2 separate regions of the Homo sapiens genome follow, and region 1 is linked to region 2. A link is an interaction called in ENCODE POLR2A ChIA-PET data of the cell type or tissue named here. Cell type or tissue: OCI-LY7. All regions are shown on one strand. Each heading gives the region's core, and the rest is flanking DNA. Links, peaks and the distances in the headings are about the cores only.

Region 1 (15,174 bases), core at 7,915-11,914, 87 kb before region 2:
TGAGAGGGTAACTATTACCTCAGGTGACTTTCCTCTCTTCTCTCCTTTATCCTCCACTTCCAACCCATCCCAAAGCCTTCCCAGTAGGGAAGTCTGCATCCCAAGGTCCGCAGAAACCCTCAGGTACCTGCTTTCCCCCAAATATTATGCCTCCAATCAACTGCCCTCATTTCTCAGCCTGGGTCTCTTCATAACTGGATGGCTACTAGAATTTCACAGAGATTTCTTTAACTCTGTGTCTCCCCACTCAAATCCAATTAGTGAAGAGCAAAAAAATATTCCAGTTGAGGTCTGTCTGCTACTTTCTAATCAGTTCACCCATCTCATCACACCCAAAATCCTAGGGATGTGGCATTGTCAGCACTAATGATGTCAGCAGCCAGTCTTGCCAAGTATTAATTAGTAATAGCATAGACATTGAGAGCAGGATCCACACACTCTTTTTTTTTTTTTTTAATTTGAGACAGAGTCTCACTCTGTTGCCCAGGCTGGAGTACAGTGGTGTGATCACAGCTCACTGCAGCCTCGACTTTCCAGGCTCACCCAATCCTCCTACCTCAGCCTCCCAAGTAGCTGGGACTACAGGTATATGCCACTGTGTCGGGCTAATTTTTTTTTCTTTTTTGGTAAAGACAGGGTCCCACTATATTGCCCAGGTTGGTCTCAAATTCCTGGGCTCAAGCAGTCCTCAACTGCCTTGGCTTCCCAAAGTGCTGGGATTAGAGGCATGCAGCACCATGCCCGGGCCACACACAGTCCATTTTTATGGCTTGCTTCAGGACCTACTACAGTATTGTGTACACTGCCTAAGATAGCATAATTTGCAGAATTCCATCTGGACTGTTGCCTTTCACCCTGCACTTTCCATTTCTTCGATTAAAATGGGCATCATTTTACCTATAGCTGGGAGTTTACCTAGAGCAATGTATGTAACACACCTACCACAGGATGCTGCTGATGCTGATGCCTTGCAAAGACTAACTATACATTTGTCCCTGGTTATTAACCCTGTGGTTGTAGTCAGAATGTGAGGTGCTCACACTTGCTGTCCTGCTTGCTAAGATGTGAAGGGTCCTTGAGAGGATGTCGCTGCAATAAGCCCAGTGGAATGACTTCTCAGCATTTCTTCCTCCTTGAATAGCCCCCTTATGACCCATGAGGAGCTGACCCCTGATTAGTTATGGCCACCCCCAGCAGTTGGTGCAGAAAGAGGGGTGCAACCTAATGAAACTTTCAGAAGGGGGCTTATTCCATGTGTATGGATGACCTTTGTCTTTCACTGGGTATGAACAAGAAAGCCTGATGCTTCAGTTGCTGCCTGCGGCCACCCTATGACCACAATGGGACCAGCTGATGTTGGGGACAGGAGGCCAGAGAGGAAGAACCTGGGCCCCTGATGACATTATCAAGCCACTCAATCAACCAACTTGGAAAGCAGGTGTTTTCTCTGATCAAGTGAAAAAGTAAGTATCCTCTTTGTAAAAGTCTGTTTGACTTGAGCTTTCTTCTACTTACAGCAAAAGCATTCTAACTCAGATCACTTTACTGGTGAAGTATATGGTAGTTTATTTTAAAATATTAAATGTTGGCCGGGCGTGGTGGCTCACACCTGTAATCCCAGCACTTTGGGAAGCCAAGGCAGGCAGATCACCTGAGGTCAGGAGTTCGCGACCAGCCTGGCCAACATGGTGAAACCCTGTCTCTACTAAAAATACAAAAATTTGCCGAGCATGGTGGCCCGTGCCTGTAATCCTAGCTACTCGGGAGGCTGAGGCAGGAGAATCGCTTGAACCCAGGAGGCGGAGGTTGCAGTGAGCTGAGACCGTGTCACTGCACTCTAGCCTGGGCAACAAGAGCAAAACTCCGTCTCAAAAAAAAAAAAAAAAAAATTAAATGTTAAGTTGAATTGAGGTTTCCAATACAGTTCCTACTTCTTCCAGCTCTCCAAGATGCTTCTCTATCCCTGGTGTATCAGTCAAATAGACTCCTTTGGAATGCATTCCTTGAGGGTCTGTTCATCCAGTATAAGAAATAACATCATTTACACTTACCAACTTCCTTCCTCTCTGGATTTCTTTCTTTACTGATTCCACATCAAAACTTCTATCAGGATTAAGTGGATCCTGATCCTCACATTCCACAAGTCCTGAAGAATACAGCTGCAGATTGGAAAAAAAAATCCAGAGTATGCACAAAGTAATATTGAAAGCTACATGTCAGAAAATCATACCAAAAGTGGAAAATCAAACCAGGAGTGGGAAATGGACTGGGGGTAAAACAGTGGCAACTTTGGGGGTGGATGAGCAGACCATAAGCCATCCCATTTCTCTGGGAATGACCCTGGTTTCCGGGCATGTTTTATACTTTGTAATCCTGACCTCTAATAACTCATTGACCTGGGTGGAACCCTGATGCCAAGCTGGGTCAGTCTGATCCCCTATCCTAAAAGTGTGGAATGGGCTTTGAGCAATAGCTGAAGCCACGTGGTTAGAGCAAGTCAGTCTGCAAAGAAAGAAAAACAAGGGCTAGAAAGAGGACATTCTAGGTTCCCAATGGCTTTCTAGCTGTTTCTTACACCCACCTGCATGCCTGCCTTTAGGAAACATGAAATGCCCCCAAAACCTTATCATAAACCCTCTTTTATGTTTAGGCTGGCTCAAGTCTCTATGTGCTACTTGAAACCAGAAGACTCCAAATCTGAATTGAAGATCAATGTTTCACATATTACACTCAAATAACAAAAGGGCATGAGAAACATAAGAGTAAATTTTGGTGACATTGGCATAGGCGAAGATTTCTTATAAAAATCAGAAAGCATAAAGAAAAAGTAAGTTGGATTCCATCAAAATAAAAATTGTCTTTGAAAGACATTGCTAAGAAAACAAAGAGGCAAGCCAGAGACTGGGAGAAAATATTCACAATACATATCTCTGACAAAAGACTTGTATCCAGATTTTAGAAAACACTTACAACTCAATAATAAGACAATTCAATTAAAAGTGGGCACAAAATTTGAATAGACACTTCATGAAAGAAGGTTTATGAATGGCAAATGAGCACATGAGAAGATGCTCAATATCATTAACCCTTAGGCATATTAAAGCCATAGTGAGATGCAATATATATCTACTAGACTGCCTAAAATAACAAGACCCAGTGTTGATGAGGATGTGGAGCAAATGAAATTCTTACATATTATTGGTAGAAATGTAAAATAATGCAATCACTTTTAAGGTTAAACATACACTAACTTTATGACTCAGTAATTCTACTTCTAGCTATTTACCCAAGACAAACATAACCAAACAAGAAAAGGAGACTGAGTGCCCCAAATTAAAATTGTCCTTATTTAAAGATGAGGATTGTCCACATACAATATATCCAGGTAAATCTAGAGACTTTTTAGAACTGATAAGAGTTTGGTAAGGTTGCTGGATGAGACCAATAAATAAAAATCAATAGTGTTCATATATACTGATAATAGCTCATTTAAAAATACTTTAGAAAAAAGTAACAAAACAAAACAAAAAACAAGCCCAGAATATGCCTAACCCCAAGTTCTATACCTCTACAGATAAAAATTACTGAATAGCCGGGTGCGGTGGCTCACGCCTGTAATCCCAACACTTTGGGAGACCAAGGCAGGTGGATCACCTGAGGTCAGGAGATCGAGACCAGTCAGGCCAACATGGTGAAACCCCATCCCTACTAAAAATACAAAAAATTAGCTGGGCATGGTGGCAGGTGCCTGTAATCCCAGCTACTCGCGAGGCTGAGGCAGGAGAACTGCTTGAACCTGTGAGGCGGAGGGTGCAGTGAGCCGAGATCGCGCCATCACACTCCAGCCTGGGCAAAAAAAGCGAAACTCCGTCTCAAAAAAAAAAAAAAAAGCCATTGAACAATTTTGAAATTATGAAAGGCCTAAATAAAGACACAAAGACTCATATACAGATGCTTATAGCTGATTTTTATCATAAGAGCTCCAAACTGGAAATAACACATGTCTACCAACAGATGAATGAATAAGCAAATTGTGATACATGCATACCAATTAAGTACTGTGAAGAATGATAAAGGAACAAGATACAGATACATGCAACATAGATGCATCTAAAACAGTATGCTGAGCAAAGGAAGTGACACAAAGGAGGACAACTATAGGATTCCTTTCATATGAAATCTGAGAAAAGATAAGACAAATCTACAGGGACTTGGGGTAGGAAGGAATTGATTGCACAGAACATTGAGGAAACCCTTTGGGGTAATGGAAATGTTTATATCTTGATGGTGGTAGTGGTTGCATGGGTCTCAACATGTCTCAAAACTTTCTGAATTGGACACTTAAAATGGGTACATTTGATTTTATGTAAATTATGCCAATAAAGTTAACTAAAAAATAGTAGCAAATCAACATCAACAGTATATTAGAATAAAAACATCACGATTGGGCTGGGAGCGGTAGCTCACGCCTCTAATCCCAACACTTTGGGAGGCTGAGACAGGAGAATCACTTGAGGCCAGGAGTTCGAGATGAGCCTGAGCAACATAGTGGGACCCCCATTTCTACAAAAAGATAAATAAAAAATTAGCTGGGTATGGTGGTACGTGCTTGTAGTCCAAGCTGAGGTGGGAGAATTGCTTAAGCCCAGGAGTTCAAGGCTGCAGTGAGCTATGATTATGCCACTCCATTCCAGCCTGGGGAGACCTTGTCTCAAATAAATAAGTAAAAATAAAACATCACCATTAAATGGTGTTAATCTAAGAATGGTTTCACAGCAGAAAAAATATATAAGTAAAACACACATTACTAACAGAATAAAATGAAAAAACTTAAGACATGATAACCAAATGCAACCCATGAGCTAAAATCTTTTGTTATAAAAAATGTTATTAGGCCAGGTATGGTGGCTCACACCTGTAATTCCAGCATTTGGGAGGCTGAGGTGGGAGGATTGCTTGAGCCCAGGGGTTGGATACCAACCTGGGCAACATGGCAAAACCCCATCTCTACAAAAAGTACAAAACATTAGCTGGGCACAGTGGCACATGCCTATAGTCCCAGCTACTCTGGAGGCTGAGATGGGAGAATCACTTGAGCCCAGGAGGTCAAAGTTGCAGTGAGGCATGATGGTGCCACTGCACTCTAGCCCTGGGCAACAGAGTGAGACCTTGTCTCAAAAAAAAAGCACACACACACACACACACGTTATTAGTACAACAGGTGAAACCTCAGTGGTTTGAGGAATAGACGGTAGTAGTATAACAAAATTTCCTGATTTTGACGTTTATATTGTTATAGTGTGAGAGAGAATGTCCTTGTGTATTAGTCAGTTCTCACACTGCTAATAAAGACATACGCAAGACTGGGTAATTTATAAAGAAAAAGAGGTTTAATGGACTCACAATTCCACATGGCTGGAGAGGCCTCACAATCACGGAAGAAGGTAAGGGGGAGCAAAGTCATGTTTTACATGGCAGCAGGCAAGAGAGATTTTTGGGGAACTCCTCTTTATAAAACCATCAGATTTCATGAGATTTATTCACTATCACTATCATGTGAATGGCCTGGGAAAAACCTGCTCCCATGATTCACTTATCTCCACCTGGCTCCACCCTTGACACGTGGGGATTATTACAATTCAAGGTGAGATTTGGGTGGGGACACAGCCAAAGCATATCACCTTATTTGTAGAAAATACATACTAAAGGCTGGGCACAGTGACTCATGCCTGTAATCCCAGAACTTTGGGAGGCTGAGGTGGGTGGATCACGAGGTCAAGAGATCAAGACCATCTTGGCTAACACGTGAAACCCCATCTCTACCACAAATACAAAAAATTAGCTGGGCGTGGTGGCATGTGCCTGTAATCCCAGCTACTTGGGAGGCTGAGGCAGGAGAATCGCTTGAACCTGGGAAGTGGAGGTTGCAGTGAGCCAAGATCACACCATTGCACTCCAGCCTGGGGCGACAGAGCAAGACTCTGTCTCAAAAAAAAAAAAAAATCATACTAAAGTATTCAGGATAGATTGCATATCATTTAATTTAAAATGGTTCTGACCAAAAAAAGTTCTTTGTACTGTATATGCAACTTTTCCATAAATTTGTAATTTAAAATAAACATCAAATTATGTATATAAAAAAGTGAAATAAAATAAAGCATTTAGCACTGTTTGTGGCCAGAGAGAGAAAAAGAACCCGGATCATTTCAATAGATGCAGAACAAGCATTTAGTAATATTCAATACGCTATAATTTTTAGCAAATTAGAGATAAAGGTAACTTCCTTATTTTAATTAAATGAAATCATTAAGAATGTAAAACATACACAAATTTAATGATAAGATTTTTGGAGCATCCCATTAATATCAGAAGCAAGACAGGGCTTCCAAATTTAATTGCTTGTAATCACCGCTATAATTGAATGTTCTGGAAAAACACAAGAAAAAGAGATTAAGAGTCCCCCGAATTAAAGGTAAGTAAATAAAATTGTTCTTATTTAAAGATGAGGATTGTCCACATACAATATATCCAGGTAAATCTAGAGAAGTTTTAGAACTAATAAGACTTTGGTAAGGTTGCTGGATGAGATCAATAAATAAAAATAAATAGTGTTTATATATACTGATAATAGTTCATTTAAAAAGCTTTTAGAAAAAAGTAACAAAACAAAACAAAACAAAAAACTTGCCCAGGAATATGCCCAACCCCAAGTTCTATATGACTACAGATAAAAATTATTTAACAGTTTTGAAATTTATAAAAGACCTAAATAATTGGAGAGACAGACTCTGTTAATGGATGGGAAAAAAAAGACACATTCATATATTATAATATATAATATAGTAATATATTATATATGAATATATGAATATAGTAATATATGAATATAGTAATATATTATATAAAATGCATATTATTTATATTTATATAATATATAATTAATATATTAATACATAACACATTAATAATATATTAATACATAACACAATAATATATTAATACATAACACATTAATAATATATTAATACATACTGCATTAATAATATATTAATACATATAATATATGAATGCATCTTTTTCCCATCCATTAACAGGTTTTGTCTCTCTAATTATTTATATTAATTATTTATAATATATTATAATATATGAATGTGTCTATTTTTTTCCCAAATTCATCTATAAATGCAATGCAATTCCAATCAAAATTCCAAAAGGTATTTTGGTCAAACATGAAAAGCTGATCCACAAATTCAAAGTGCCAAAATAAAAGCCAAGGCTAGTAATAAAGCCATAGTGCAGTCGTCCCTCAGTGTCTGCAGGGGATTGGTTCCAGGAACCCCCAAGGCTACCAAAATCCGTGAATGCTCAGTTCCCTTATCTAAAAGGCATAGCATTTTCATATAACCTACACACATCCTCCTGTATAGTACCCATAAACCATTCTGTTTTTCACTTTCTATACAGTATTCAATAAATTTTATGAGATATTCAAGACTTTGTTATAAAACAGGCATTGCATTAGATGATGTGCCCAACTGTGGGCTAACGTAAGTGTCCTGAACATGTTTAAGGTGAGCTAGACTAAGCTATGATGTTTGGTAAGTTAGGTGTATTAAATGGTACAATCTCTTTGAAGAACAATTTGGTGTATTTAGTCAAGTACAAAACACCCCATTCCTGTGCCTAACAATTCTGCTCTTAGCTGTATAGCCTAGACTAGGGAAATTCTCACATGAGAAGGAGACCTAGACAAGAATGTTCATGACGACTTGTTAGTCATAGAAAACAATACTGGAAAAACTAAATGCCCATTCACAGAACAGTTAATGGTAATATAGTCATGAAATCGAACATCATATTTAAAATGAAGGACTTAGAGCTATGTTTACCAACATGGATAAATCTCAGAATTCTGTAGACTTTGATAGAAATTATACCTGGGTAGAAGGTCTATCAGTGTCTGTTATATTTTAAATCTGAAACAGTTCAAAGTCAGAAAAATATGCTCCCCAGGCCCGGGCGTGGTGGCTCACACCTGTAATCCCAGCACTTTGGGAGGCCGAGGTGGGCAGATCACGAGGTCAGGAGATCGAGATCATCCTGGCTAACACGGTGAAACCCCATCTCTACTAAAAATACAAAAAAAATTAGCCTGGCATGGTGGCGGGCACCTGTAGTCCCAGCTACTCGGGAGGCTGAGGCAGGAGAATGGCGTGAACCCGGGAAGCGGAGCTTGCAGTGATTCAAGATTGCGCCACCACACTCCAGCCTGGGTGACAGAGTGAAACTCCGTCTCAAAAAAAAAAAAAAAAAAAAAAAGAAATGCTCCCCAATCTTCACCTAAAAGCTCAAACCATGGCCAACTTGTTATTCTTTGTGTCCAAAGTGTTGTTTATCTATTCTTATGTGTCCTACACTAAAAGTACTCATGTACTTTGAAGTATGTTTTCAAGTAACTTACCAAACAATTCTCATGAGCAGCTATATTCTCTGATTGTGCAAAGTATAGGACATTATATTCGACATCTTTGGGGCAGAGTGCACATGTCCTTTTTTCCATCTTTTCTGCAACCTGAAAGACACCTATAAGTAATATCCCTGGTGAGAAATGGAAAAGTGGAATTTCTTGGTCTCACTAACTCCTCTTCCAGTCTTCAAGTGGAAGGCAGGGCACTTGTTTTTATGAGAGAGTCTTAATTCCCAGAGAGACAAAATATTGGGGACCCAAGTGAAAAAGCTATTTATTTTTTATTTTTTACTATGCTAATAGAAGAAAAGAATTAATGAGTTCACTTCTAAATGCCTAATAATGAGGATAACTTCTTCTTTTTAAAATGTAGAGACAAGAGGCTTGTTCAGTTGACCAGGCTGGAGTGCAGTGGCTCACTGCAGCCTTGAACTCCCAACCTCAAGTGGTCCTCTCAAGTCACTGGGACTATAGGTGCATGCCACCAAAGCCAGCTAATTTTTTTTTTTTTTTTTTTAGAGACCGGGGTCTTGCTACCTTGCCAAGGCTGTTCTCAAGCTCCTGGCCTCAAGTGATCCTTCTGCCTTGGCATTTTCAAAGTGCTGGGATTACAGGCACGAGCTACTGTGCCTGGCCAAAATGAGGAAGACCTTTATTCAAGAAACACAACCAGGAATTTAAATACAGGCAAACCTCTCAAAACACTGCTTTGCCCATAGCAAGCTCTCAATAATAATCATTATTGTCACTACAAATGAAGAAGAAAACAATGGCATATTAAGAAATAGTGCTCTGGTTAATTATCTATTTAAAAAGTTAGAATCCTAATGCCATACTGTATTCAAAAATAAATTCTATGAGAATTAAAGACATAAATGAGCAATGTACTTTAAGTGTGCTTTAATTCAATATCATGATTAGGAAAGATACATGAAGGTAGGAAGTAGATTTTTTTTTTAAGGCGAAGAATGGAAAAAAGGAAAGAAATCTAAGGGAAGAAGAGGTAGGAAGAAAAGGCAAGAGGCAGAGAGAGGGAGAAGAAAGCCAGCTGTTGAGATCTCCACCCATGTGTCAGTAAGAGGCAAAGTTTTTGAACTGGTTATTTGCTATTTGGCCACAAGAATTCGTTTAAGATTTTTTTGCCCATTGCAATGTTCATCCTCTTACTTCCTTTGATTTTCTGTAGTAGAAAACAGCTTTTATTTATAATTTTCAAATTTTAGTTTTGAAAGAAAGATTTATTTTACCATTTAATGGGAAAAGTTTTCAATTTAGATGAGGTTAACTGCTTAAGTGATCCCTAAGTCTCTTCTGTTATCCAGATCTCTTCTCTGTCTCTTTAAGTTAGGTCTTTCATTTCACCAAGTCAGAAGGCTGCATTTGGAGCTAGCGTTTATTTCACATTCTGATCAGTTTCTTCTTTAATTTCTGTTTCTTGGATTTGGGTCCCACCTACCGGGGACACAAATTAACAGTCCCCAGCTTCCCACCAAGCAAGAAAAAAGGGTAAGATAGAGTGAAAACTGCTCAGACGGAATGAGCTAGCTGTTTTTTTCATTCATGTCTAACAACCAAAAATTTGGGAGTATCTTTTTTTTTTTTTTCATTTTTATTTATTTATTTTTTTATTATTTTTTTATTTATTTTTTATTTATCATTCTTGGGTGTTTCTCACAGTGTTTGTGTCCCTGGGTACTTGAGATTGGGGAGTGGTGATGACTCTTAACGAGCATGCTGCCTTCAAGCATCTGTTTAACAAAGCACATCTTGCACCGCCCTTAATCCATTTAACCCTGAGTGGACACAGCACATGTTTCAGAGAGCACAGGGTTGGGGGTAAGGTCACAGATCAACAGGATCCCAAGGCAGAAGAATTTTTCTTAGTACAGAACAAAATGAAAAGTCTCCCATGTCTACTTCTTTCTACACAGACACGGCAACCATCCGATTTCTCAATCTTTTCCCCACCTTTCCCCCCTTTCTATTCCACAAAGCCGCGATTGTCATCCTGGCCCGTTCTCAATGAGCTGTTGGGTACACCTCCCAGACGGGGTGGTGGCCGGGCAGAGGGGCTCCTCACTTCCTAGTAGGGGCGGCCGGGCAGAGGCGCCTCTCACCTCCCGGACGGGGCGGCTGGCCGGGCGGGGGGCTGACCCCCCACCTCCCTCCCGGACGGGGCGGCTGGCCGGGCAGAGGGGCTCCTCACTTCCCAGTAGGGGCGGCCAGGCAGAGGCGCCCCTCACCTCCCGGACGGGGCGGCTGGCCGGGCGGGGGGCTGGGGAGTATCTTTTTTTTTAGACAGAGTCTCGCTCTGTCACTCAGGTTGGAGTGCAGTGGCGCAATGATGGCTCACTGCAACCTCTGCCTCCAGGGCTCAAGTGATCCTCCCACCTCAGTCTCCCACCTCAGTAGCTGGGACCACAGATATAGGCCACCATGTCTGGCTAATTTTTGTTATTTTTTTTTTTAGAGACAGGGGTCCCATTATGTTGCCCAGGCTGGTCTCAAACTCCTAGGCTCAAGATCAGCCTGCTTGGCCTCCCAAAGTGCTGAGATTACAAGTGTGAGCCACTGCACCCAGCCTGAGAGCATTTCTTGTGTTTGAGTCACTATGTTGTGCACTCTAGACCGATGCTGTCCAACAAGAAACATATAACAAGACACAAATGTGAGCCACAGATATCACTGAAAACTTTCTAGGAGCCTCATTAAAAAAATCAAAAAGGAGGCTGGGCCTAGTGGCTCACGCCTATAATCCCAGAACTTCGGGAGGCTGAGGTGGGTGGATCACCTGAGGTCAGGAGTTCAAGACCAGCTTGGCCAACATGTCACTACTAAAAATACAAAAAAATTAGCCCAGTATGGTGGCACACACCTGTAATTCCAGCTACTTGGGAGGCTGAGGCACGAGAATTGCTTGCACCCAGGAGGCAGAGGCTGCAGTGAGCTGAAATTGTGCCACTGCACTCCAGCCTGGGCAACAGAATGAGGCTCTGTCTCAAAAACGACACAAACAAACAAACAAAAAACCCAAAAAAGAAACAGGTGAAGCTAATAATGTGCTTTATGCAACCAAATATGTCAAAGAACTTACATCCTTTCAACATTTAGTCAATATAAAAGTTATTCATTCTTTTGTACAGAGTCTTTGAAGTCCAGTGTGTATTCTGTGCTTAAAGCATGTCTCAATAGGACCAGTCACATTGTACGTGCTCAACAGCTATCTGTGGTGAGGGGCTCCTCTAGTGAATAGTAGAGCAGAGGACGTAAAGAAATGTGGTGAGATAGAACTGGTGTCTGCAAGAAGCTTACGAAATAAACAGGGAGACTAAATAGCAGTTAGGAAAATAAAATGGCAGAATTAAGTGTCACAAAGTGCAACTGCCAAGTGAGTGGGAATTCCAATACACGCTAAGGAGGTAGCCGAGGAAGTGCTCCTCGTGGGAAGGAGTATTGTCAAGGGCAGGGGCCTGGAACTGGTACAACCTGGAGAGGAGGGAAAGGTGGGGTGGGTTGGGGTATGGGCTAGGAGGAACACTGTAGAGGGAAGCAGCCATATGGGAAAAGGCCCAGAGATCGGAGCTGAGACAGTAAGGCAGCCAGGCTGAGGAGGAAAGGCTGCACAGGAAGCTGGGAAAGGATTTGAGAAACGTGTTGAAAGGCTGCCAAGGAGGATGTCTGAGCAGGAGAAGCACATGATGACAAAGTTGTTTAAGAAGGTCAATCTTGGTCGGGCACGGTGCTCACGCCTGTAATCCCTGCACTTTGGGAGGCCGAGGTGGGTGGATCACAAGATCAGGAGATCGAGACCATCCTGGCTAACATGGTGAAACCCCATCTCTACTACATTAAAAAAAAAAATTAGCTAGGCGTGGTGGTGCATGCCTGTTATCCCAGCTACTCGGGAGGCTGAGGCAGGAGAATCCCTTGGACCTGGGAGGCAGAGGTTGCAGTGAGCCAAGAATGTGCCACTGCACTGTGGCCTGGGCAACAAGAGTGAAACTCCGTCTCAAAACAAACAAACAAATAAACGTATTATCAAGGTACAGTTAGGACAGAAGGTTAGATGATGAAGTCAAAGGAAAGAACACGAAATGCAGAGAGAAGTGGATCATAATCTGGACTTACGAATGTAACATGCAGTAAGGTCACAATCCCATTTCTTCTCTAAGGCACTCATGTCCTTAGCCCATTTTTCTGTTGAATTATTATTTTCTTATTGGTTTATAACAGTCAGGGTATTAACCCTTTGTTAGTCATATATGTGGTCTTTTAACTTTGTTTATAATATTCTTTGATATACAGAATATTTAAATGTTTTACTTGATGAAATTACAACAATCATTTATTTTATGATTTCTGCTCTTGGGTGAGATGGACATAGAAAACACTTACCTCTGTTTTCTTCTAGAATTTTAATTTATTTTAATTAATCAATTTATTTATTTTGAGACAGGGTCTTGCCCTGTCACCCAAGCTTGGAGTGCAGTGGCATGATCATGGCTCACTGCAGCCTCAACCTCCCCAGCTCAAGTGATCCTCTCACCTCAGCCTCCAAAGTAGCTGGGATTACAGGTGCATGCAACCACATCTAGCTAATTTTTAAATTTTTGTGTAGAGGAGGGATCTTGCCATGTTGTCCAGGATGGTTTCGAACTCCTAGGCTCAAGTGATCCTCCCTCCTGAGCCTCCCAAAGTGCTGGGATTACAGGCATGAGGCACCATGTCCTGCCTTAATTTAATTTTAGAATTAAAATATTGGCCGGGCGCGGTGGCTCACACCTGTAATCCCAGCACTTTGGGAGGCCGAGGCGGGTGGATCACCTGAGGTCAGGAGTTCGAGACCAGCCTGACCAACATGGTGAAACCCTGTCTCTACTAAAATTACAAAAATTAGCCGGGCATGGTGGCGGACACCTATAATCCCAGCTACTCGGGAGGCTGAGGCAAGAGAATCACTTGAACCTGGGAGGAGGAGGTTGCAGTGAGCTGAGATTGCACCACTGCATGCTAGCCTGGGCGACAAGGGCGAAACTCCTCAAAAAAACAAAACAAAATGAAACAAAAAAAGAATTAAACTATTCATGAACATAGAATAAATTGTTTTGTAATGTATGAGATGGGAATCTAACTTATATTCATAATGGTTAGCCACTAATTTAAAATCTCCTTTTCATATAGTTGGATCTGTTCCTCCTGTGCTTCTGTTTTATTCCATTGAACAATGCTACACTTAAAATTTTCAATGTTTTAGAATATATGTTAATATTTGACAACACAAAGTCCCCTGCCCTAGGATGAAACTGGGGGAAAAACATCCCAATATTCTAATTACCTCAGACCCAAAATCTACTTTGATAGAATACTGTGTTCTTATTAAAGGACACTCAAAACAGACATTAAAACTTGTAAAGTACAGGCTTAAAAAAAGCCAGTGGGGCTGGGCGTAGTGGCTCACACCTATAATCCCAGCACTTTGGGAGGCCGAGGCAGGCGGATCACCTGAGGTCGGGAGTTCAAGAGCAGCCTGACAAACATGGAGAAACCCCGTCTCTACTAAAAATACAAAATTAGCCAGGCGTGGTGGTGCATGCCTGTAATCCCCGCTACTCGGGAGGCTGAGGCAGGAGAATCGCTTGAATCTGGGAGGTGGAGGTTGCGGTGAGCCGAGATCGCACCATTGCACTCCAGCCTAGGCGATGAGAACAAAACTCCATTTCAGAAAAAAAAAAACCAAAAAAAAAAAAAAACAAAAGTTGGTGACTCCCAAATTAAAAGCGATACTATCTGACAGGATATGCAGCTGCCTCTTGTTGTATAAGGGCTGAACATTTTTGTACAACATTGCTTGTTTCTGTGCACTGGGCAGAGCTGTCAAGTCACTGATACCTGAGCTGAGCTCCCAAGTACTTGGGTTCCAAGAGTCTTGGCATCTGGGAATACAGAGGTGGTTTGTATTCTCTGACAACGGGGAATACAGAGAAGAACAAGACAGACAAGACAGATATGCTGACAACACTGCTGTGCTAGACCCAGAGTTTGTCTTCAGTGCAGATGGATTAAAAACATGGGGTGGGACCCACAGGTTCTCCCTAGTGGCTTTTTCCTGCTAAATCCCCCCATATCACAGTGTCTTAATGGATTTCGGCTCTTCTAGCTCTTTTGATCTTCTAGACTGGAGGAAGTGTGTAATTCTCTGCAGTTGGAGGAGTCACACTGAGGACTTTTACACAGGCATCTCTCACTATGGGAGTCACACTGAGGACTTTTACACAGACAGGCATCTCTCACTATCTGAACTCTTGCTATGTGTTATCCGAAACTCATGGACCACATACATTTGGACAGTTTGGTATCCCTCACCATCTGAACTCAGGAACTGTACAGATTCAGAGAGGGAGGGATACCTAAAGGTGTGTCATGAAGGCTGAGGTATTTTAGGGAAGAGCCCATTGGTTTTCATCAGTAGCTGGGACCAAGAATAGTCAGCAGGGCTTTCCAGGCTCCTTTCTAGGGGGGTTTAGCAACCCTGAGGACTCACAGAGCCTGACCCGACAAGATTGCAGAATTTTAGAATTCTCACAAATGAAACTGAGAGCCAAGAAAGTTTATACAGAATGAAACCACAGAAAGATCACAAGCCTGGAATATAAGAACTATGACTAATTCAAACAACACAGTGATTCTTAATCTCTCCGGCAATCTGC
Region 2 (15,174 bases), core at 9,922-13,921:
CCTTGTGTGGGTCTGGGAGCTGTTTTGTCTCTTTTAGGTAATGTTTACGTATGCCTTACTGATTTCCTATGGCAAATTTTATAGTTAAATTCACAGCATTTATATTATTTATAGTAGTTCCACATTATTTGGGTTATCTTAATCCGCCCAACTATCTATAGCAGTTAGCAGCATGCAAAAGGGCATCTTTAGTTAAGTGCAATTTTTGAATTGTGCAACTAAATTTAAATTGAATATCATAGATCAAAATAAACCCCAGGCTGATTAAAAGGAGAATAAGTATTATAGCTGGTAGCATGTTTATCAACTTTTTGGACAGCTAGTAACTTTTCCATTTTGGAGTGAAAAAACAAAACAAAACACTGAAGAGCATTTTATAGAATAGAATTATTATATAACTTTTTTTGTACAAATGAATGTTGGTTAAACCAAAATAAAAAAGGTAACATTAGAAGAAATATTTGAACCAAATAACAAAGCATGTTTATGAGAAATAACTTATTAAATTTTATAAGAAAAATCTCAAGACTATAGTAAATGAAATACAGATATGAATTTATAGTTCTCATAAGAACAAAGTGAAAAACACAAAAAGGAGTGTTCAATCCCACAAGTAATCAAATAAATGCAAATTAAAACTATAAGAGAACATTTTATTTCATTCTAAATAAGCAAGAATTCAACGAGGTACTTGGGGATGGTGAGGTTTTGGTGAACCTCATGGTATACTCATGCTGGTAGCATCTTTAGTTAACTAAACTATATTAAATTGCTTTTAGAAATCAGCATATAGCAAGGTTCTAAAAAATGTATGTATGTTTTGACCCAGTCAGCCAATTTGTGGTATTTTTTCCTAATAAAATAAACTAAGTAAGGAGGGAAAAATAATGCATGAAAATATTTTGATAGGATTGACTATGAGAGTGACAAATGGGAAATAACCTAATGTCAGTGATAGAGGGTTAAGCAAATTACTGTAGTATTAGTGTTGTCAAAAATGATAATTTTTTGCTGGGTGCAGTGACTCATGCCTGTAATTTCAGCTATTTGAGAGGCTGAGGCAGGAGGACCGCTTGAGGTCAGGAATTCAAGAGCAGCTTGGGCAACATAATAAGACCTCATCTCTAAAAAAATTTTAAAAATTAGCCAGTATGGTGGCATGCCTGTAGGGCCAGCTACTAGGAAGGTTGAAGCAGGAGCATCACTCTAGTCTGGGAGTTGAAGGCTGCAGTGAGCTATGGTCATACCATTGATTCATGTTTCTTATCTGTAAAGTGGGGCTAACATAATAATATTTGCTTTAGTTTTCTTTCAAGGCTATTGTAAAGAATACATATGAACAGTCTGGATATTATAAAATGCTATATAATTATAGTGAGGAATATTAATTTAGCATTTTTTGTTTACATTTATATCAACTTAAAAACAAATTTTCAGACATCTTTGAAGTAAACCATTTAATTTCTGGAATTTAGAAATATATATTCAAAATATGTGATTGTAATCATTGACTTGTTTATCTTTGCTATGCTTTTTACTTAACTTTTGTGGTAGACCGTTGTCTATGCAAAAGTCATACCAACCTCCTACTTTCCTGCTTTCTTTTTATGATTGAGGCAAAAAATGCCACATACTTATTTTTCTAGGCTCCTTGGCACTTAGTGGGTAACTGTTTTATTCTCTTCAGGCCAAAGAGATATAGAAGTTTATTGGAGAGCTCCCTGAACAATATTTTCCCCCTAAGAAAAGAGAAGTTATGTGAAGAAGTTCCCCCTTTCCCTCCCTGTTTCTTTCCTTCCTTATTTGGGTGTTGTAAATGAGACTCTGCCTGGAATTGCCAAGCCACTGCAGCAGCCAGCCTCCAAGATGGCCCCCACCACCTGCTGGTATTTGCGCCCTGTGGATTCATTCTTCTTCCATACTGTGCCAAGACTGGTCTGTGTGACCAATAAAAAACAGCAGAATGTTAATTTTAAGATTAGATTATTAAAGACATTGCAGTTTCCATCTTTATCACGCTTTTGCTGATCACTTGCTCTGGGAGAAGCTAGTCAAGTGAGCATCCCTATGGAGAGGCCCAAACAGCAAAGAACCAAAGCCTCTAGCCAGTAGCCAGTAGTCCTTCCAGCTCCAGTCAAACTTCATGATGATTGCATTCCTGCCTGAGGCTGACATTTGAGTCAGAACCATTGAGCTAACTACTCCTGGATTCCTGACTCTCAGAAACTATGTGAAATAATAGATCTTAAGCTATGTGTTTTAAGCTTACAAGTTTTGGATAATTGTTACACAGTAGACAACTAATTTGATACTGGCACTAGAGGTTGATTGATGCAGTAGACTGATTGTGTCCCCACAAAATTCCTATGTTGAAACTTAATCCCTAATGAGATGGTATTTGGACATGGGGCCTTTAGGAGGTGATCAAGTCATTAGGGTGTAGCTGTCATGAATAAGATTAGTGTCCTTGTAAGAGTCCTGAGAGAGCTTGTTTCGCCTTCCACTATGTGAGGATACAGCGAAAAGATGGCCATCTGTGAACCAGGAAGTGGGCCCTCACTGGACCCTGAATCTGCTGACACCTTCATCTTGGGCTTCCCAACCTCCTGAACTGTGAGAAATAAATTTATATTGTTTATAAGCCACCCATCTATGTTATTCTGATATAGCAGTTCAAATGAAGTAAGATAAGTGATGTCAACAATTTTTTTTTGAGCTAGGGTCTTGCTCTGTTGCCCAGGCTGGAGTGCAGTGATGCTATCACAGCTCACTGCAGACTTGACCTCCTGGGCTAAAGCAGTCTTCCCATATCAGTCTCCCAAGTAGCTGGGATTACAAGTGTGCACCACCACGCCCAGCTAATTCTTTTATTTCTTGTAGAGATATGGTCTTACTGTGTTGCCCAGGGTGGTCTCAAACTCCTAGGCTTAAGTGATCCTCCTGCTTGGCCTCCCAAAGTGCTGGGATTGCTTTGGGAACAATCCCATATGAGCCATGGTGCCCAGCAACAAATATTTTAAGTGGGCATGGCTTTGGAACTTCGTAGTGGATGAAAGGTGAATGGACATTGAAGACACTGTCAGTGTAAATCTAAAGTATCTTGGAGAAACTGTAGACTCATGTTTTTTTGGTGAGGTTGCCAGGAAGGGCTTAAAGGAAAATGGGAGAATCTTTTTAGAAACTGGAGGAAAGGGGATCCTTCTAATATAGTAGCATAAGCTTTATAATGCAACACTGTCACCTGTAGTAATGTAGAAACTAGAATGCACATAATGAACTGAGTACCGTAGCTAAGAAGATTTCCAACTAGACTTGAAGGTGCCACCTGGTTTGTGCCTAAAGAGTGACAGGAGCAAGTATGCTAAAGAAAGGATTGATAAACCTGAAGGTGCTGAGACTTGATAGTTTTGACCATGTCAGCCTCTCCAAACAGTAAATGATGCTAAATTAAGAAATGGCTTCTTCTAAGTGAAAGGGAGAAATAATAATTTTCCTCAACCTTCATAAGTTCGTAGTTGGGACAGACTCCTGCAGCAAAAAACAGATGAACAAGAGAGAAACAAACACGTATAGTAATGCTGCAGTGCAGTTCACATGAGAGAAAAGTAACTCAAGAGTGGCTTAGAGTGGTTTAGAATCCCAGCTCATAGAAAATCTTCAATAAAGAGCAATAAATTGGCTGGGCGCGGTGGCTCACTCCTGTAATCCCACCACTTTGGGAGGCCGAGGCAGGCAGATCACGAGGTCAGGGGAACGAGACCATCCTGGCTAACACGGTGAAACCCCGTCTCTACTAAAAATATAAAAATTAGCCGGGTGTGGTGGCAGGCGCCTGTAGTCCCAGCTACTCAGGATGCTGAGGCAGGAGAATGGCTTGAACCCGGGAGGCGGAGCTTGCAGTGAGCTGAGATCATGCCACTGCACTCCAGCCTGGACAACACAGCGAGACTCCGTCTCAAAAAAAAAAATATTTTAAAGAAGCATATTTTAGGGTGAAATATTCTGGTTTCCTTCTTGAACAAGGATCAGATAGATCCAAGGCATTGTCAGGAAAACTAAGGACAAAGTTGAGAGTGTGGCTGTAAAATCCTTTGTTAAAATTTAAGAAAGATCTAAGTTTCTGCCTCAGAGTACTTTTCAGTCACATAAAAGGGCCTCTAAAGAAAGACTAATGGTGTGACTGACCAATCCATTCAATCAAACAATAGCGCGTCCAAGAAACTTAAGGGGATGGTCCTTATCCTGCAGCCATTTCAGCAGAATCTCAAGGTAGAGGAGGGCTTATCTGAAAAAGATTTGTGCGTGTGGCTTTTGTTTAATGCAAAGAACCCCAGTGAGATTCCTAGGACCCCCACAAAGCTTTAAGAGGAATGTATTTTAAGGATCACTACTAGTTTGGATTAAAGGGGTCAGAGAGTACAAAATGAAAAGATGCCTTTGGACCCCCAAACTTCTACAAGTAGGAAGCATGATGAGAAAACTGCTTAGCAGAAAGCAAGTGCTACCTTTCATTAAAAAGAAAGAGTGTCTCAGAGGGCTGAACCTGGAAGATGGATCCCAGAGCCATGGAGAATCATTTCCCGATGGAAATAGGACTGAGTCTTAACGAATTTCCAGATTTCCAACATTTCCCTCTGTATTTTAGTAACCTGATTCTATGTACTTTGCATTTCCCTCCTTTTTTGAAAAGGATTGTCTGTAATGACTATCTCAACCTCACTAAAAATTGTGTGGGTCAGTGAATTAACTTGCTTCTTTAGCCCAGGGGTTGGCAAACCTTTTCTGTAAAAAGCCAAATAGTAAATATTTTTAGCTTTGTGCCTGTTTTTGCATAGTTTACCAAATAATTTTGCTACCAGAGCTATGCATTTTGCTATGTCTTGATTCATTTATTGTATTCCTACTTGGAAATTATTCCCTTGGCAATGCACAACTGAACTTTTATACTCATCTCTATATACGTGTGTATAGACATATGTATTTTTCTACATATGCCTATATTTTTGTATATGGATATTTTGGGTAGCAAGCTTTGTAATGATTTCTCCTAGTCTGTTACATTTATTCCTATAATTTTTGTTTTATTGATTGCATAAAAAGTTTTTATTTTTCATGTAAAAATAAAAGTTTTCAATATTGAAATTGTCTTTTTCTTCAGGACTCAAATTTTTCTTCTAAGGTAAAGTAAAAAAATGTTCTCCTGTTTAGTTATTTTTTGACTTTTCTTAGGTTTACTTTTTTAACCTCCTGAAATATATTACCATGTGCATTGTGAAATATTAATTCAGATTCATTCTTTTCTAAACTGACATCCTATTTCATTATTTATTTAATTGGAATTGCTTTGTGCTTGTTACATTTTAAATTAGTTTTACTACTGAAAAGTTTTTGGCCGTGTTTTCTGCTTAATGCATTCTTGTGGATTTTGTCAATCGTAGCTTTATAATGGTGTAATTCTGGTGAAATGAACTCAGTACCATTAACTTAAAAATATATAATTTGATATTCCCATCCTCTCATTATAAAATATACATTAAACTTATTTAGAAATTCCTGTCAGGAGCAAATCTCCATATACTTATTTATTCCATAATATATTCATGTATTCCTTTATTTTCCATCATTGGAATTTTTTGACTTTTAAAAACTAAATTAGTGTTCTGAGAAGTTAATTCTCAAGTTTTAAAATAAGTTTTATTTCTTAAAACCATTCTAGATTTACAGAAAAATTGCGAAGATGGTGCAGAGGGTTCCCATATATCCTACAACCAGTTTATTAACTGTTACATATTAACATGTTACAATTAATGAACTAATACTGATACATTTTTACATTATCATTAATTAGAGTCCATACTTTGTTCAAATTGTCTTGGTTTTTACCTAATGAGCCTTTTCTGTTCCAGGATGCCACGTTACATGTAGTCATCATGTCTCCTTAGGCTCCTTTTGGCTGTGACAGTTTTTCAGACGTTCCTTGTTTTTTATGACCTTCACAGTGTTCAGAAGTGTTGGTTAAGTGCTTTGTAAAAGTGTTCCTCAATTTGAACTTGTCTGATGTTTTTCTCTTTATTAGACTGGGGTTACGAGTTTTGAGGAAGATCGCAGAAGCGCAGTGCCATTTTCATCACATACTGTCAATGTGACTTATCACTGTTGATGTTGACCTTGATCACTAGGGTGAGGTAGTGTTGGTGAGGTTTCTCCACAGTCAGGTTTCCATTACCCCTCTTTTCATGCTGCTCTCTGGAAAGAAGTCACGATCTATAACTTACACTCAGGGAGTGGGGAGTTATGTTCCACCTGCTAATTACTTGGAATTCTTCTGCACAGGAGATTGTCTCTTCTCTCCCGTTTATTTATTATTCAATAGCTTATGTCAGTATGGACTTGTTATTCTATTTTTAGAGATTTTTATTGTTAATAGAGTGAAGTTGCTCCCTTTTTCTTTCCTGTCACCAAAGAATAAGAATGCCATTGAAGTTATAACTTAGAAATTTGCCGAACAGATTTTTCTGTGTTTGTCATTTTAGTTAAATTCCTTAACTTTTCTAGGTCTACAATTACTTTTTGTTCTGTTTCACCTTATAGATGATGAGCTCTTTAGCAGTTAATGCTTATTTATGTTTGTGTTCTCCATGTGTTGTACCTGGTATATAGTTCTTGTTCAATAAATGTTGAATAAATGCATTAATAAGGTTGTCGTGTATGGGAAGAGAGTTGCTTACTTGTTTTTATTTTCTGGTTTTTATGAACTTTTACCTTTACAGCAACTTAGGGTCTGACTTCCCTTTCTCTCCTACTAATTTTTACTCTTTTTTTAAAAAATGATTTATTTTATTTTTTGTAGGGATGGGAGTGTTTCTCTGTTGCCCAGGCTGCTCTGGAACTCCTGGCCTCAAGTGATCCTCCCACCTTGGCCTCCCAAAGTGTTGGGATTATAGATGTGAGCCACTGTCCCTGGCCTCTAATTCTTACTCTTAATTCAGAATTAGGTACAGCTGTTCTGCTTGCTTCACTAGAGTTAGGCTTCCAGTAGCTGACCTTTATTATTATATTTTGTGATCTGCACAGGCATCATCTCTTTAAGGCAGTGGTTCTCAAAATGTGGTCATTGGACCAGCAGAATCAACGTCCCCTGGGGACTTGTTTGATATGCCAATTCTCACCTGCCCTAGATTTATTTAATCTGAAATTCTGCGGAAAGGACCCAGTAATCTGTTTCACCTGCCGTCCAGGTGATCCTGATGATACTAATGATAGAGCATCAATGATCTATGGTATAGTCCTTCATGAGTAGCACAGCTGTTTCTTCCTCTTTTTATCCTCACCCAAGCTGTATCACATTTCTGCATTAGGTCTGTGGATTTTGTTTTTTCCTAGTTTTTACGTATAACTTGGAAAAAATTCTGTACACTGAGAATGTAAAAATAACATTTTCTAGTGTTCTTAAAAATGACCTAGTATCATCTCATTCATAAATTATTTTGGTGAGTCTTTCCAGTATATTTTTTAATACTTAAAGATTGACTTTTAAAATGCTTTTGGTCTTGTAAGAATTGCACGGTAACTAATATTAGAGAATAATAAATTTGAGAAGTGCAAGGAATTCATTCCGGTTGCTTCTAATCAACGGTAAGTTTAAGAAATAAAAAAGTAAGGGAAGCCGGGTGCATTTATAGTCCCAGCTATTCAGGAGGCTGAGGTGGGAGGATCACTGAACCTGGGAGTTTGAGACCAGCCTGGGGGACATAGTGAGACTCATCCCTCAAAAAAAAAAAAAATTAAGGGAGAAATACACTTTAAAATTATATTTATTTATTTATTTTGAGACAGAGTCTCGCTCTGTCTCCCAGGCTGGAGTGCAGTGGCACAATCTCAGCTCACTGTAACCTCCACCTCCCAGTTCAAGCCATTCTTCTGCCTCAGCCTCCTGAGTAGCTGGGAAGACAGGCTAATGCCATTATGCCCAACTAACTTTTTGTATTTTTAGTAGAAATAAGGTTTTGCCATGTTGGCCAGGCTGGTCTTGAACTCCTAGCCTCAAGTGATCCACTCACCTGGGCCTCCCAAAGTGCTGGGATTATAGGTGTGAGCCACCACGCCCGGCCAGAAATAAATTTTTAAATGCCGACTTTTCCTTGGGCTAAAATTCCTTGGAAATACTTAACTCTTTCCTTTATCACAAAGTTTATAATTTATAAATTAGTAAAGGCTTTTACTGTATAAGTGCAATGTCAGTGGAGTGTTAATCTGAAGGGCCAGAAGATTTTGAGAGGAAAAGAAAATTGTTGCACAGTCAAGCTGTTTCATCTCAGTGTTGACATCTTTTGATTGTCTTTAATCATTCAGTTTGAGATCTTTATTGGTTCTTGGTATAAGTTATCCCTCTCTCCCCGCCCCCATCAAACAAATGGTATATCTCTTTGTGATTAAATAAGTGATTTTTGACTGAAACTTGGACATTTGTGTATTATTATTATTTTTTGTGTGTATTATGTTATAAGACTCTGGGTCTTACTTAAATCTGTGTTTTAGCAGGCACCCTCCAACACTACTGCTGGGGGTAGACAGGGTTGCCTCATTACCACCAGAGGGGCTTGGTTCTCTCCCTGTTCTCAGTTGACCACCTAGGGGAGGGGGTTTGCTTGTTACTGCTGGGTAGAGGAGGAGGTTCAGGCTCTCCACTAGGCCTCCACTGGTACCCCTCTCATTAGGAGGTAGAGGAGTGCCTTATTACTGCTCTCTGATGGACCTCCACTGACACCATGTGGAGGGGAGGCCTTGGTACTGCTAAGTGGTGGTGAAAGTCCAGCACTCAACAAGTCTCCTCTGGCACCACTCCTGCAGTCGGGGGAGGAGCACCTTGTGACTGATGCGTGGGCTGCAAGTCCAGGCTCCTAAAGTGGTCTCCACTAGCGCAGATGGGAAGGGGGATATTAGATCATGCTCAAGGGGGATGAATGTCCCAACTTTCCCCTTGTTCCCCATTTAGGGAAAGAGCTTGGGGTGCCTCCTCTTACAGCCAGACAGGGATGGAAGTCTAGGCTTTCCACTTGGTTTTTGCTGGTGGGGGTCGGGTGGAGTTTCACTTTTTTCTGTGGTGTTTGTCTGGAGTTATTTATTGCCTTTAAGTTTTCTGTCTTGCTGCCCCTTTCATGTTCCTTTGGCTAGAGAAAGCAGTCTTTTTCCAGGGGCGGGCAGAGAGGGGAGGCAGTTTCTTTGCACTTGGTGTTCCTGGGTTGCTGGCTTCACCAGTATCCAGAGTGGGATATAGAAAGCAAAAATAAGAAAATTCAGGATATCATTACCATGTTTTCTCCTGGGTCCTGAGGTCCCTAGCCAGTTTGTCGTCTCTCCACCTTTCAGAATCCTTTTGGTTTTAGTTGAAATATAATGTACAGATATTTTGCTCACTAGTTCAGATCTTATTCTTTGCCCTTAGATATGATTATTATTTTTTTCTTCATGCAGATGTGTTCTTCGCTTGCTAAATTTATTTCTAAGTCCCTTAGAATTTACTGTTATATTAAATGTAATAATTTTTTTTCTGCTTTGTAGTTCTACTTACTGATTCTTGACCTTATATGCAGCTATCTTTCAAATTCTCGTAATTCCAACAGTAATACTGATGCTTAGCATTTCTAATAAAGTTAGAATAATGGGTGTTCTAGAATTCTAGGATACATTAATTCTATCTCAATAAAGCAAACACATTTTATATAATAAACATAATGTACATGGCTTTTGGTTTTACTTAGAAGAATAAAGAAAAATATGTCTACCCAGAAGCCCCTACTTGCATTTTATTGTCCAGGACTAAGTCACACTGACTCCTTTAGCTGACATTCCAGCTACTTGGGAAGCTGAGGCGACAGCCTGGAAAATTGAGCTTTTATACTGTTTGGCAAAGTGATGAAATAAACAGCGTTTTGTTAGGGAAGAAGTGGAGAACAGATATTGGAAGGCAATTAGCTGTCTCTAATACATTGATAAAATATATAACTATAACTGCAAAATGCTAATAACCCAGCAGAGGAGTAGATTTGGGAACATAAGATGAAAAAGTCAACAAGGTGAGGATAAATGAAGTTGTATCATTAAAGTATATTTATGCATTATTTTTCAGAACTGAATTTACTTACATAGAGAAATATGGCAAGACAAATCTATATGTTAGCCTACTTGTCAGTTCATTGGGGCCTCCTTTTTTTCTTGACAGTGCTGTAGAAATATTAATAAAATCTTGTACATTAAAGAATATTAAAATAATTGTCCTTTCACAGATATCTAAATGGATGTCTGCAACTTCCTTAAACTTGTCATCCTCTAATCTAAAGTTAATGCGTTTAATATAATATTTCTTATTTTATGATGGCTGTGATTGAATAATGTGTTTAAAACCTGGACAAATTGAAACATAGAATGAATTTAATTAATCCTATTTACTGTTTATTGATTCTTTTGACTTAAGTACTGGGATTGCTGATCTTGGCCCTGGATTTTAGAGATAGCTTGCTCTTTTGCAACTGTGGCATTCTTCTATATGATATGGAATAAAAGAAGGAAAAAAAGTAGTTTGAGCTCTTTGTTCAGATTTGGCGGGGTGGGGAGGGGAAGGTCATAAAATCCCGGTTAAAGTTTTCTAGATCCACCATCTCTTGCAAAATATGAACCAAATAGATTAAAATAATAAAGTTTGGGGTTTTTGTTGTTGTTGTTTTGCCAATTGACAGTACTGAAGCTGAATTTGAAAACTGTGATTCAAGCACTGGAAATTTTACATTTTGAATTTCATTTCTTCTTCTTCCTATTTTTTGAGACAGGGTTTCTTTTCTCTCTGTTGCCCAGGCTGCAGTGCAGTGGTATGATCTTGACTCACTGCAGCCTTGACCTCCCGGGCTCAAGCAGTCCGCCCACCTCAGTCCTCTGAGCAGCTGGGACTACAGGCATATGCCACCACATGTGGCTAATTTTTGTATTTTTTTGAGAGACAGGGTTTTGCCATGTTGCTCAGGCTGGAATTTCATATTTTTTAGTGGAATAGAACTTTATGATTCAAAGGAGGAAAATAAGCTTTTGAAGAACTTTTGAAAGACTTGATATTTATCGAATAGTTCTTTGAAAATATTTTGATGACTAAGGGTGGTTCACGCCTGTAATCCCAGCACTTTGGGAGGCCGAGGCGGGTGGATCACTTGAGGTCAGGAGTTCGAGACCAGCCTGGCTAACATGGTGAAACTGCGTCTCTACTAAAAATACAAAAATTAGCCAGGCATGGTGGCATGCACCTGTAATCACAGCTACTCAGGAAGATGAGGCAAGAGAATCACTTGAACCTGGGAGGGAGAGGTGGCAGTGAGCCGAGATCGCACCACTGCACCCAGCATGGGCAACAGAGTGAGACTCCATCTCAAAAAACAAAACATTTTGATGAATAAAATGTAAATTAATTAAAAACATAAGGTTCTTTTCAAATATACATGAGGTGAAAGAGTAAAAAGCACATGGCAAAATGATGCTTTTAAAATATGTTTGCTTGGCTGGGCGTGGTGGCTCATGTCTGTAATTCCAGCACTTTAGGAGGTCTAGGTGAGTAGATCACTTGAGGTCAGGAGTTTGAGACCAGCCTGGCCAACATGGTGAAACCCCGGGCTGTACTAAAACTACAATTAGCCGGGCATGGTTGCACATGCCTGTAATCCCAGCTACTCAGGAGGCAGAAGAATCGCTTGAACCTAGGAGGGGAAGGTTGCAGTGAGTTGAGATCATGCCACTGCACTTTAGCCTGGGTGACAAGAGCGAGACTGTGTCTCAAAAAAATAAATAAACAAAATGTGTTTGCTTTATTGAGATAGAATTAATGTATCCTAGAATTCTAGAACACCCATTGAAGTGTACAAGTCAGTAGTTTTTAGTATGTTCACAGAGTTGTGTAACTATCCTCACAATTATTTTAGAACCCTTTCATCTTCCTGCAAAGCAGCTCTGTAACCCTTAGCAGTCACTTCCCCTTTCCTCTCAACCCTCCTAACTCTAGACAACTATGAACCTATTTTATGTCTCTGGATTTGCCTATTCTGGACATTTTATATGAATGGAATCATACAATATGTGACCTTTTGAGACTGGCTTCTTAGCATAGTGTTTTCACCCATATTGTATTATGTATCAGGACTTCATTCCTTTTTTTGCCAAATAATGTTCCATTTTATGAATGTACCACATTTATCCATTCAGCAGTTAATGGACATTTTTTTTTCTACTTTTGGGGTATTATGGATAATGCTGCTTTGAACATTCATGTATAAGTTTTTGTATGGGTGTATGTTTTCATTTCTCTTGGATATAAACCTAGGAGTGGGATTGCTGGGTCATACGGTGGCTGTGTTTAATTTCTGAGGAACTATTGACCTGCTTCTAAAGCAGCTGCTCCATTTTACATTTTTACCAGCAATGTTTGAGAGTTCCAGTTTCTCTACATTTTTGCCAGTGCTTAGTATGTCTTTTTCATTATAGCCATCCCTAGTGGGTATTCTCACTTTCTGAATATTTAGCATAATGACTTGCAGGGTTTTTTTTAACTCAGATTTTAATTTCTGGATTGAAAACATGGGATAAGAATTCTGCCTGTAAGCACTGCTGAAAACTTCTTGGGGAAAACATAAGAGGCTATTACAGTTTTATTTCAGTCTTCCCCTGATAGAATATCCCCATCCTCTTAAGCTCCCAAAGGTGTATTTTATTGTTATTTTCTCTTTCCTTTCCCTGAAGGTTTTTGCTTCCGTTATTTGCTTCTGTTATTTGCTTCTGCCAGGTGCCTGAGTCCAATTTAGATAATATTTTTAATATCGTTAACATATTATTCTATTGTTTATTTACATTACAGGACATGTTGGCTTCACTGTAGAAGGAAAATGTAATTTCTATCTGGTACAGTAGTGTTAAATAGTTAAGTTGGGTATGTTAGTCATATTTGCGGGAATTAGTTGGGGTTTTTGGATGGCCTGGCAATGCATGATTGTTTTCCTCATTTAAAATAGGCAGACTGCAAGTAGGCAGATGATACAAATAGGAGTAAAGGAAGTGTTCTGAAATTGAATTGCAGCGTTGATTACACAACTCTCCTCAATCCCCTAAAATCATTGGCTGGTATACTCAAATAATGAAATTTTGTGGTATGTAAATGATATCTCAATAAGGCTATTTTAAAAATTGGAATATAAAGTGCCCACTATCTCAAAATTAACTATTCAACACTAATCAGGAATGGATTACTATCCAACCATTATCTTAATCAGGAGTGGATTGGGTTCAGATAAGAGCCAGTGAGATTTTAGATGCCAACATAAACTGTGAGATCTAATTCAAATATCTATTTAGGCATCAAAGAGAAACACCAAATTACTATAGACTAACATTTGCTTGGTTCTATGTAGAAGATTTTGAGATTATCAGTTTTCTTTTTCTGCTTCTAACAAGAGCATCAGGATACGTAGGACCTCTTGACCTTCTCTTACATCTTACCTAATTCTCAGTGTGTGTTTTTCCTCCTCAGTAGGCACATTAATAATAATAATCTTAGCTAATATTTATACAGTGCTCACTGTGTACCAGGCACTATTCTGAGTACTTTATACATTAATTCATTTAATCCTTATAATAATCCTATGACATAGGTATGTTATTTCCATTTTACATATGAGGAAATAGGGGCCCAGAGAGGTTAAGTAATTTGTCCAGGCACCTTGTAAGTTGCAGAGGCAGTACGTGAAGTCAGGTAGGAGGCTCCAGAGCCAGTTTTCTTCATGACTAGATACTCCGTTACATAGTGCCTACAGGTCCAGGGGAAGAAAGCACTGTCTCCTTGTCAGCATTGTTCAAACTGTGGCTTTCCACTCACTAGTAGGTCATAAAATCAGTTTGCTGAGCTGTAATCCACAGTTTAAAAATATTAAATTGAATAGCATAGACAATATCAGACTGCATCAGATGTGGTAAGAGCAGTTGTTTTGTGAAACTTTTGCTTTACTTGCACACATGTTAGCTTGTTACTGGGGTTTTTGTGTTAGCCGTATTTTTTGTTGTGGGTCAGGGGCAAGGTTTGAAAGCACATTCTGTAGAAGGGCAATAGTTCTTCTATTTGGAATCATAGGCCACTGGCTCTACTTTTTCTAAAGCCAGTAACAGAGTGACATGTTCTGTCCTCACTACAACCCAGTTTAGTTGCACCTCCCCATCCATGAACAGTGAGACAGTTGGGGTAAAAGCAAGACTTTCCAGAAGATGTGGTTCAGCATAAATGCTCTTTGCTTGTTAGGAAAGTCAGTAGTAAAGTTGAACATGTCAGAGTAAGCCTGAGTGAGCTTCTTTCTGAGAGAAAGCATTATTTGCTTTGTAGGACAAAAAACACAATGAAAACCAAAAAACTCCAGTTCTGTCTTTATGAGCTTCCCCACTCATCATCTAAAAGTCAGCACTTCCTCTCTGTTTTTCCTTATGATTAGAGACAAAAGGCATAGTAGAAAACAGGAAAGTAATTTATAATTTTTAAAAAATTAGTTGGAGATTTATTAACAAATATTTGTTGAGTGCCTACCGTGTACAAAGCATTATTTTAGGTGCTGAGGATGAAGCAGTGAGCAAAACACACCAACATCCTGCCCTCACAAAGCTCACATTCTAGTGTCACTAAAGTTGTTCTGTATGAGGTCCAAATCAGCACCCTTCCTGTGCCCTTAAAACTTTACTCAACATGGGGTTATAATGGAAACTCAGAAGTCTATAGGCTTCACCAGTACCATAGTGTAGAGTGTATAGATCATAAATATATCAGAGCCCACATTTTTAATTTTATTTTAATTTAATTTTTTTTTTTTCCAAGACAGAGTCTTGCTCTGTCACCCAGACTGGAGTGCAGTGGCACGATCTTGGCTCACTGCAGCCTCTGCCTCCCAGATTCAAGTGATTCTCCTGCCTCAGCCTCCTGAGTAGCTGGGATTACAGGTGTGTACCACCACACCCCGCTAATTTTTGTATTTTTTTTTTTAGTAGAGAAGGGGTTTCACCATATTGGCCAGGCTGGTCTTGAACTCTTGACCTCATGATCCACCCACCTCAGCTTCCCAAAGTGCTGGGATTACAGGTGTGAGCCACCGCGCCTGGCCACATTTT

The links. Peaks named below come from ENCODE experiments on the same cell type or tissue, not always from the same donor. Only the 100,000 strongest peaks of a DNase experiment are listed, where the experiment ranks them.
Region 1: POLR2A ChIA-PET joins it to region 2 with 5 read pairs; 4 of 35 experiments call an interaction of 5 or more read pairs at or near these places.

What each region holds. Positions count from the first base shown.
Region 1 is chr13:49,500,044-49,515,217 of GRCh38, reverse strand. SETDB2-PHF11 (SETDB2-PHF11 readthrough) reads right to left here. Exons shown (of 21, transcript NR_135324.2): 13 at 2,052-2,159. PHF11 (PHD finger protein 11) reads right to left here. Exons shown (of 10, transcript NM_001040443.3): 2 at 8,462-8,583; 3 at 2,052-2,159. Among named protein-coding and RNA genes, the nearest start is that of PHF11, 12 kb to the right of the region's middle. In OCI-LY7, for the core only: no CTCF peak of the experiment used is centred there; no DNase peak of the experiment used is centred there.
Region 2 is chr13:49,415,228-49,430,401 of GRCh38, reverse strand. All of the region lies in intron 3 of CAB39L (calcium binding protein 39 like), which reads left to right. Among named protein-coding and RNA genes, the nearest start is that of CAB39L, 21 kb to the left of the region's middle. In OCI-LY7, for the core only: no CTCF peak of the experiment used is centred there; DNase peaks (open chromatin) are centred at 11,361 and 12,001; H3K4me3 peaks cover 2,139 bases; H3K27ac peaks cover 2,226 bases.